Regions from separate parts of the Homo sapiens genome. Here all the other regions are linked to region 3. The links are chromatin contacts, found by Hi-C or POLR2A ChIA-PET in ENCODE. All regions are on one chromosome and are shown on one strand. Each heading gives the region's core, a stretch centred on a gene start or an enhancer-like site at or near the end of the contact. The rest is flanking DNA. Distances are from core to core; before and after follow the strand shown.

Region 1 (2,855 bases), core at 50-2,549, 93 kb before region 3:
CATAAAACCTTCATTCCAGAGGTGTCCTTTCTATACCTGAGGAAAGGAATGTCCCTATCTCTGAAGGCAAAGGAACACAAAAAAGAATCTGAACAAACATGCCTTGCTAAGTTCCCTCTAGTTTATTACCATTAGACTGTCAACCTTAAATAATATGACTCAGAAAATATAATCAACTGTGCTTATTCGAGTTTATTTGAGTGCAAAGCTTGAGGATGGACACCCAGAAACACTGACTATAAAAGAATGGGTCAGCGTTCCAAAGTGGGAAAGTTAAGGTTTCACTTATATAGGCAGTTAACAGAGTTGCAACATTTTCCATACAAGGTCAATATATATGGTATAGCAGTTTGGTTGGTTATAGTTTGCTACATTCCAAGGTAGGTTGCTTTAGCATTCTGTGAGGAGGGGTGATGATCTGAAGGGGGTCTTATCTCTGGTGCCACAAGGCCTTTCCTAATGATTTGCAGGAAAAAGTAGAAGTTGCAGCTGCATGCTACATGACTCATGCCACATAGTCACATTCCTCTCAAAGCTCAAAATAATTTAAAGTTCCAACAGCTTTAAGTCTGAATGATTTAATTTTACAAGATCGTACCCTTTTGTCCCCCAATAATACTTATGCACAACTATCTATAAAAAGTTTGCCCTGTTTCTTTGAGTATTCATTTCTGAAGACTCCCATGTCGTGTAAAATTTATATTAAACAGATTTGTATGGTTTTCTCTCATTAATCTGTCTTGTATTATAGATGCCACAGCCATGACCCTTACAATGGGTGAGAATTTTTTTCTACCCTACAATGAATATTTGAATGTTCTACAATCTAGGTACTCAAACTGTGGCCCAAGTGCTGGTAGCATTAGCATCAACTGGAAGCTTGTTAGAAATGTAGAATCTCAGATCTCACCCCAGAATGGACTATGGACTCAGAATCTGCATTTTAATAAGATTCACAATTCACAGGTAACGTGTGTAATGTGTATGTTAATTCTAAGAAGCACTATTTTTAATTACATCTTATGTTCAAAATTCATTATTTCTCTCACTGTTTCAGAATCACCAAGAACCATAAACCGAGGATACTGCGCGCGCGCGCGTGTTTGTGTGTGTGTGTGTGTGTGTGTGTGTGTGTGTGTGTGTATGTAAGGGTAGTTATTTTAACAGATGTCACCCGAGCCTTTGGAGCAGCTTTACTTAGGATTACATTGATTGAGTGCTTTAGGTGTAGAGAATGAAACTCTGAGGACATGATCTGAAAGGAGATAGTGAAACAAGGAAATAGTTCAAATTCTTTGTATGTAACATGAACTGGAATTGAAAGCTGAAATAGGAGAAGAGATGAAGGTCAGAGTCCTTTCTTTAATATATGAATACATAATAATCATATTTTAAATGATTGCTTTTTAGTATAGAGATTTATACTTCCTCTTCCCTTGTCATTCCAAATGTTCATTCACTAAATTGTACTCTCATGTGAAAATGCTTGGGATATTTGAGGAAATTGAGTTAATCAAGTTTCGGGAATTCAAGTCAGTTTCAGGTCAATTACAAAGAGGTGGGTGGGGGTGATCTTAGCTGATGTCTGATGAACACCAGCTAGTTAATTCTATATAATCATACATAAAACAAACAGACTTTTATTCATAGTAGTTTGTAATGTATTCATATCCAGATTGCCCTGATCACAAATAAATTGGTCAAAGTGCTAGAAATATTACATAAGAAATAATTTAAAATGTTCCGTATGTACTGAAATATGTTGAGAAAATTTCTACCAAAGCCCAAGTTGTGTCCTAGTAGTAAAGTAGAAATACTGTTGTTGAAACATTGAGTGTATCATGGCTTGGAGCCCTGAGAAAGTTGCAATTTCCAAAATTGCTTGATTCGCTGAGTTAATTTAGTTATTAGAATAACCTGAGTCATTGCTAGAACTTTAACTAGAATAATGCATCTCGATTGAGGTTTTTTCCTCCTCCTTTACCTTCCACTTTCAGGAAAAAGAAAGAAAGTTATGACTAGCAAAGTTATTTTCCAAAGAGTTATTCCTAAAAACATATTTCAGATGACATTAACACCTAGTATGGAGTATTTTCCAAATAGTAAACAATGAAAATATCCCTGTTATTAGGAGAAAAATAGTACTTTATTTTAAGACGTACAGCATTTATCTTTACCAGTTAAGGTAAAGTATGCGATAACACATAAACCCCAAATCTCAGTGGCTTAAGAAAATAGAAGTGTATTTCCTTTTCATGTAAGGTCCAAAAGAGGTATTCCTGATAGATGGGTAACATTCCTCCAAGCGATAATTTTGGTACCCAGGCTTCTTGCATCTTGTGGCTTTGCATTTTTTAACATAGGACTTACAAGGTCACGGTGACACAGGATTTTTCACAGCCCCTTTGCCAGACTTGCAGCAGGGGGCACACCCTCTACACGGCCCACCGGGCCACATCTGGCTTGCATTCCGGCCTGTAACTCCTGCAGCTGCACAACTGCATCCTCAGCCCCTAGGGGGAGGGAACACATGAGTGAGTGAGTGTGGGGTCCAGCTGGCCACTCCAAGTGCCGACACAGAAGCAAGTTCCATGCAGGGCCTGCCGCCAGACCAGGCATGTTGCCCCAAGGGGAATGTGGTGGTACCCAGGCAGGGGTGCCTGTGACCCCAAAGCCCCAGAGTGGCTGTTACAGTGTGCTAATTAGCTCTTTTTGTTCTGCTGTTCACAGCCAGATGGACTGCAGTATGTTAGCAGCTAGTCAGCCTATTGTCCCCCTCTGGCCCACAGCTCCAGGACCAGCATGGCTCTGGGACTGGTTTGGCCCTGCCACTGCTTCTGTTTTGTGCGGCGCTG
Region 2 (2,700 bases), core at 190-2,689, 74 kb after region 3:
ACTTGAATGTGTTATCAAAATGGCAGCCAACTGGTTTCCATTGTGTTTGCCTCTAGTAGTTAAGTGTGAAACACTGACTAGCACATACAATAGGCAATGAGATTTCCCATTTTATTTCTGAGACTCATTGTATTTCTTACTTTCTACATTGAGTAGTTGAAGTCACAACGGAAGGAAAGTAAAGTCTTAAGAATAGAAAGTTACAGAGCTGACTGGAAATTTATAATTCAGTTCCAAAATGTTGGAAGTATAGAGATGTTTTGTACATATTGCAGGGTCTACTCTGATCCCTTTGGCAGCAGAAACATAAGGCTTCCAAATAGTTCTAAACAAATGTGCTTGAATTTAGAGACTTTTTGAAAACCCTGTACTTCTTGGCTTGGAGCTAATGTTTATATCTTGCTTACTTTGTGCTGGGAACTGTTCTAAGAGCTTTTCAAATATTAACTCAAATATTAACCCTTTCAACAACCCTATTCAGCAGGCAGTATTATTATTATTCTACATTATAATTTAGATTACTTGGATCATTACATAGCTGAGGATTTCACACAGAGAGGTTAGGTAACTTCCCCAAGATCATGCAGGTGGTTTATGGTAGAACTGGATTTTAAACTGAAGCAGTTGGTTCCACACTCTATGCTCTTAACTACTACCCTAGAGACCCTGCTAAGTAAACCTACCTCTCAGGGATACTTTAAAAAACAAAACAAAACAAAAACAAAAATAAAAACAAACAAACAAAAAACTTTGGTTTTAATGTGATTTTAAAATATGTGTCTAAAGTAGAAGCTGGTGGTTACATCAGTAAAACGTTGATGCTTTCTTCTAAAAAATAAAAATAAGGGACAATTTTGATAGCTTTGGAGAGTCCCTGTGATTAGAGACCATGTGGACTAAATCATTCAACCCATATTTTTCGTATTACTCTGCAGCAGTGGTTCTCAAGAGGTTTGGGGGGACGGCGCAGATTTTGCTCCACAGGGGACATTTGGCAAAGCCCGGAAACATTTTCCACTGCAGCAATTTGGGGGGTGGGGGGTGCTCCTGGCGTCCAGTAGGCCGAGGCCAGGGCTGCTGCTAAACATCCCACAATACATAAGACAGCCCACACCTAAAGAATGATCTGGCCCCAAATGTCAAAAGAGCTGAGGTCGAAAATCCCTGTCCTATGAGAATAAGAATTTAAATTCTGGTAGAATTTATCTACTAGTTAACACACTAGTACTAGTTAGGAATATACACAAGGAACACAGACTAGACGAGAGGGTGCTAGATGTTAGTGGTGACAGACCAGTGGACAAATAGTTACAAAACTATGAGGAATGTGCTGGAACAAAGACTGTGCAGGGTGCTGAGAGGTACCTGGGACGGACAGGCACAAACTCAGCCTTCTCAGTGACGCTGGGGCTGAGTATTCTAGACTGAGGCGGCTGAGTTCACCAACAGATAAGAGCCTGCAGAGCAGAGGAAAGGGCAGCCTGGGTTTGTTTTGTTTGCCGTTGTTTTATTTGGCTGCTAACTCCTAGAAATCTTTTTCGCTCTGGCTGGCCTTAGCGCCTGCCTTCTGTCTTGTCTCTAAGACTTTCCTCTTTTCATCCTTAAGGAGTCCAGTGGAAACTTTTGGAAAACCCAAGTTCAAGCTGAACCAGAATTGTGAATTTTTCAATGCAGAAGATCTCCATGGAGGGTAGAAAGACTCAGCAAACCGCGTTCAAAAGCAAATGATCTTTTAAACTTGTTCGATCCTAGATTAGGACACAGAGTATTCAGATTGCAGAAAGTGGCAGGGTGATGTGAAAGCTCTGATTTATCTGGGACCATTAAAAGCTTTAAGGGAGCAAAATAGAGCATCAAGGTAAAGAGCTAAATGGTAACAACAAGAGAAGCTTCTCCATTCCTTCCAATCAGTTTTATAAATCAAATGGATGAAAAGATTACTAAATCCTCTGGAGCTAAATGTTCTCCATTATTCTATTTGTTTTTCAGCCTCCAAAGGGGAGACGTTAAGCCAAAGGGTTTTAGAGTCTAAGCTGCAGATGGAATGTGAACAGGCATGTGACTAACCCGCCTGTCATCACAATGACCTGCTTTGGTTGTTGTTATTGTCGTAAACATGACATCCTCTTCAGCAGAAGTTTACATTTTTAGAGGGAAGTTTTGGGGTTCCAAGTTTTCTCTGAATCCTCATTTTTTACAGAAATAGAGGAGAGGTAATTTGCCACATGGGTCCCCCCAAAACCAAGGTGATCTTTCAAACCTTTATTCCCAAAGTTCAATTTCAAAGCCAGAACGGTGCAGGAGCATATACCTTTGAGGAAAGCGGGAGTTTGTTCTAATCAAATTGAATTTGTCATTTTTGTGAAACCTTGGGTTTCCCTTGTTTTAGTTACTTTTTTGAGCGTTGAAATGGAGGGGTTTGGTGATAAGGCTGGGAGAGAGAAAGAGTCATCATCCATTCATCACATTGCCCCCACTGCTGAGAGTTTTGGTCAATGTTGTTCATTTTTAGTTTGTACATACAAAGTGGCTCATGCAAATAGATTGCTGATGGAAAATAGCATCTTCTTCATGGGCAAAGGAGGCATCAAAACCATAAGCTTGAGAGTCTTTCTGCTTTTTCCTGGAATTAGTTCTGGATCCCTCAGAGAAAACAGTGGGCTACAAGGACCTACCTGTCCACTGCATATAATATATCCA
Region 3 (2,726 bases), core at 106-2,605:
GAGACAAAAATGCTTAATATCAGATGGGGCAGAAAACCCATAATACTTTTCTAATGGAAAGAAATCATCTACATCTCTATCTGACAAAATCTCCTTCCCATCTCTTTCAGTTTATCAATTTTTTACAAGTTGTCATCTAATTTTATAAAGTCTTGGGTCTAACCAAGTAAATAAGAAATCAAGTTTGCCTACATTAACTGTACCTTAGGTGGGCATGAAGATAATGTTCTAGTATGACATGGAAAGGGCACACTATAATCTTTCTATGATCTAAGTTTTGGAAAGTTTTTCTTAAAAGCAGATTCAATTGTGAAATACTTTTTAATACGACAACAACAATCGCATGGCTAGTATTTACTACTGGCTCCTTTCCAGGCACTCTATTGAGCACTTTACATACTTTACTTCATTTCCTTCTCCTCACTCGAACAGTAAGGGATGGGTGTATAATGATTCCCTCCAATTTTGGATGAGAAAATTAAGGCTCAGGTAAATTAAGTAAGCTCCCCAAGGTAACACATCCAGTAAAAGGTGTAGCCAGGATTTGAACTTGTGGTTTCTTACTCCAAAAACCTTTTTGTATTTCAAAAAGAGATTTTCTAAAATGTCTTTGCATCCACAATAGTGCCTTGAATGTAACATGTATTCAATATGTGTTTCTGGTGACTTAATTGAAATTTCAACCAATACAAGCCAAAAAAAAAATTAACAAATAATTTTTTAAAGTCTTCCCTTTTGAATTTCTGTACAATTTCTCCTTCCCCATAGAAAATTCTTCTCTTTAGCCAGATTCCTTCTCATTCCCTTTAGGTAAAGATGCATAAAATTATACAATGATTGTATCACTCCAAAATACTCTGCAAGTTGGGAGCATGTATGGACATAAATCACTCTTTATCACAAAGTGCTGGCAGTGGAAATGTACTGGCTCTTCTTGTCACGGGGGTTAATTTTGAAATTCCATCATCTCTTTCAGCAAGGTGTCTAAAAGTACTTCATGGACAACAATCATTCACTAGATCACTTGAGGAAGTGAGTGAATATAAACTTAAATTTTTTTTTTTTTACAGATGGCAGACCCAGATAAGCTAAACAAGCCCAGGGTCACAGAGCAAGGACTTGAAAGAATGCAGAAAAGAAAGCCAAAGTTTTTACTTGAAACTTAGAGTTTAACTATTGAACAATCCCTGCCAAAGTTGTTTTCTTCCGTTTTAATAAGTCCTTTCTTAAGGAAAAATAATGACTTAAAGACAGCTGGTTATAAATGGGCAGTGAGAAAACACTTCAGAAAAAAGAATATCTGAAACATGTTTGGCAGTGACAATTTTCTTGATTCAAACAGTGAGTGATATTTGTATTTCCACATGAGTGACCACGTTCAACAAGATGTAATTGCCAAACACCTGGCATGTGTCACATACTCTTAGCTAAAAACAGAGCCATGGGAATCAAGAGCCCATCTGTGATCATGTACTGGAGAAGGACTGAAGTTAATAATCAAAACGAGTCTGTCTAGATGTTCTTTTCCAAAAACTATGCACTTACACTTACAGATCTCTTTCCACTTAAATAGCTTGAGTGTGTGCAGGTGTTCTGCAAGACTTGTGTTGCCATTGTTGTCAAATTCAATCTTATCTTCAGAAGCAGCTTAGTAATGAGCCAAATGAACAATCTGATCATTCCATTTCATGGTGCACATCATGGGAACACCTGGGTTGTGTCCCAATAAACAGACATATGACAAAGGCAGGGCAATGGCGAGCATGGCACTGGCCCAATTTGTCCTTTCTTCAGAAAATTACAGAGCTTGTCTGTATTTGGAAAAGGCCTTGATATACAGGCCTGAGCTAGGGCAAGAGGGGACAAGGAGTGAAGAGGACAAAGAAGTAATGCAACAACATCAGAAGCTTCTCAATCAATCAGAGCAGATGGTTTTGGGGGCCACGCAAACTATTTCACAACTATTCAACTCTGCTGGTGTCAGGAGAAAGCAATCATAGATAACGCATAAACAAATGGGTGTGGCTGTGCCCTAATAAAACTTTATTTACAAGAAGAGATGGCTGGCTAAATTTTGCCTGCAGACTATAATTTGGCTACCACTGAGTTAGAGGAATAGACGTCCAAACATAGCTTCACCTTGAGCTTGAACATTAAAACTGCAGATGTCATGATCTGACCTGGGATTTTTTTTGCCCTCTCAACACATCACAGAAAGTAGGTGTTTTCAAAATCTTTTTTTTCACATGTAAGTAGATTTACACAAACTGAACACATCCATGTAACAAGCAGCCAGATTTCAAAATACAGAAAGAGCAATACCAGCCCCTCAGAAGTCCAACATTATGTCTGTGAGACTCATCCCTGTTGCTGTGTGTAGTTGGAACTCATTCAATGCTATTTCTGTATAGTGCTCCACTGTGTAAATATTCTATTTATTCATTCTATTGCAATGGACATTAGATAGTTTCCAGTTATTTTGCTATTATGAATAGTTCTGCTATAAAAAGTCTAATCCATGTCTTTCAGAAAATATGCAGTCATATGTCACTTAATGATAGGGATATGTTCTGAGAAATGCATTGTTAGGCAATTTCATCGTTGTGAGAACAACACAAAGCAGACTAACACAAACCTAGATGGTACACCCTACTATACACCTAGACCATATGCTAGAACCTGTTGCTCCTAGGCTACAAACCCGTACAGCATGTTCCTGTACTGAA

Evidence for each region. Hi-C counts contacts between places; a loop is a spot of excess contacts on that map. ChIA-PET counts read pairs that join two places held with the same protein, here RNA polymerase II (POLR2A). Pooled maps may share reads with other maps.
Region 1: a map of PC-9 shows a loop between it and region 3 (7-fold over the local background). The contact joins two enhancer-like sites. A Hi-C loop is called at or near these places in 1 of 168 maps with a recorded cell type or tissue (PC-9) and 1 of 50 pooled maps. POLR2A ChIA-PET finds 5 or more read pairs at or near these places in 2 of 52 experiments (H1 and activated CD4-positive, alpha-beta T cell).
Region 2: a map of PC-3 shows a loop between it and region 3 (2.2-fold over the local background). The contact joins two enhancer-like sites. A Hi-C loop is called at or near these places in 1 of 168 maps with a recorded cell type or tissue (PC-3) and 1 of 50 pooled maps. POLR2A ChIA-PET finds 5 or more read pairs at or near these places in 3 of 52 experiments (BJ, H1 and OCI-LY7).

Annotation. Positions count from the first base shown.
Region 1 is chrX:13,285,540-13,288,394 of GRCh38, reverse strand. All of the region lies in intron 1 of LINC02154 (long intergenic non-protein coding RNA 2154), which reads left to right. Among named protein-coding and RNA genes, the nearest start is that of LINC02154, 16 kb to the left of the region's middle. Within about 2 kb of position 1,299, at least 2 of the 41 ENCODE cell types and tissues checked have a DNase peak (open chromatin) inside an H3K27ac peak, as active enhancers do; they include PC-9, where a contact is called at or near this core.
Region 2 is chrX:13,118,955-13,121,654 of GRCh38, reverse strand. No RefSeq gene overlaps it. Among named protein-coding and RNA genes, the nearest start is that of FAM9C, 76 kb to the right of the region's middle. Within about 2 kb of position 1,439, at least 14 of the 41 ENCODE cell types and tissues checked have a DNase peak (open chromatin) inside an H3K27ac peak, as active enhancers do.
Region 3 is chrX:13,193,198-13,195,923 of GRCh38, reverse strand. No RefSeq gene overlaps it. Among named protein-coding and RNA genes, the nearest start is that of LINC02154, 110 kb to the left of the region's middle. Within about 2 kb of position 1,355, at least 5 of the 41 ENCODE cell types and tissues checked have a DNase peak (open chromatin) inside an H3K27ac peak, as active enhancers do; they include PC-9, where a contact is called at or near this core.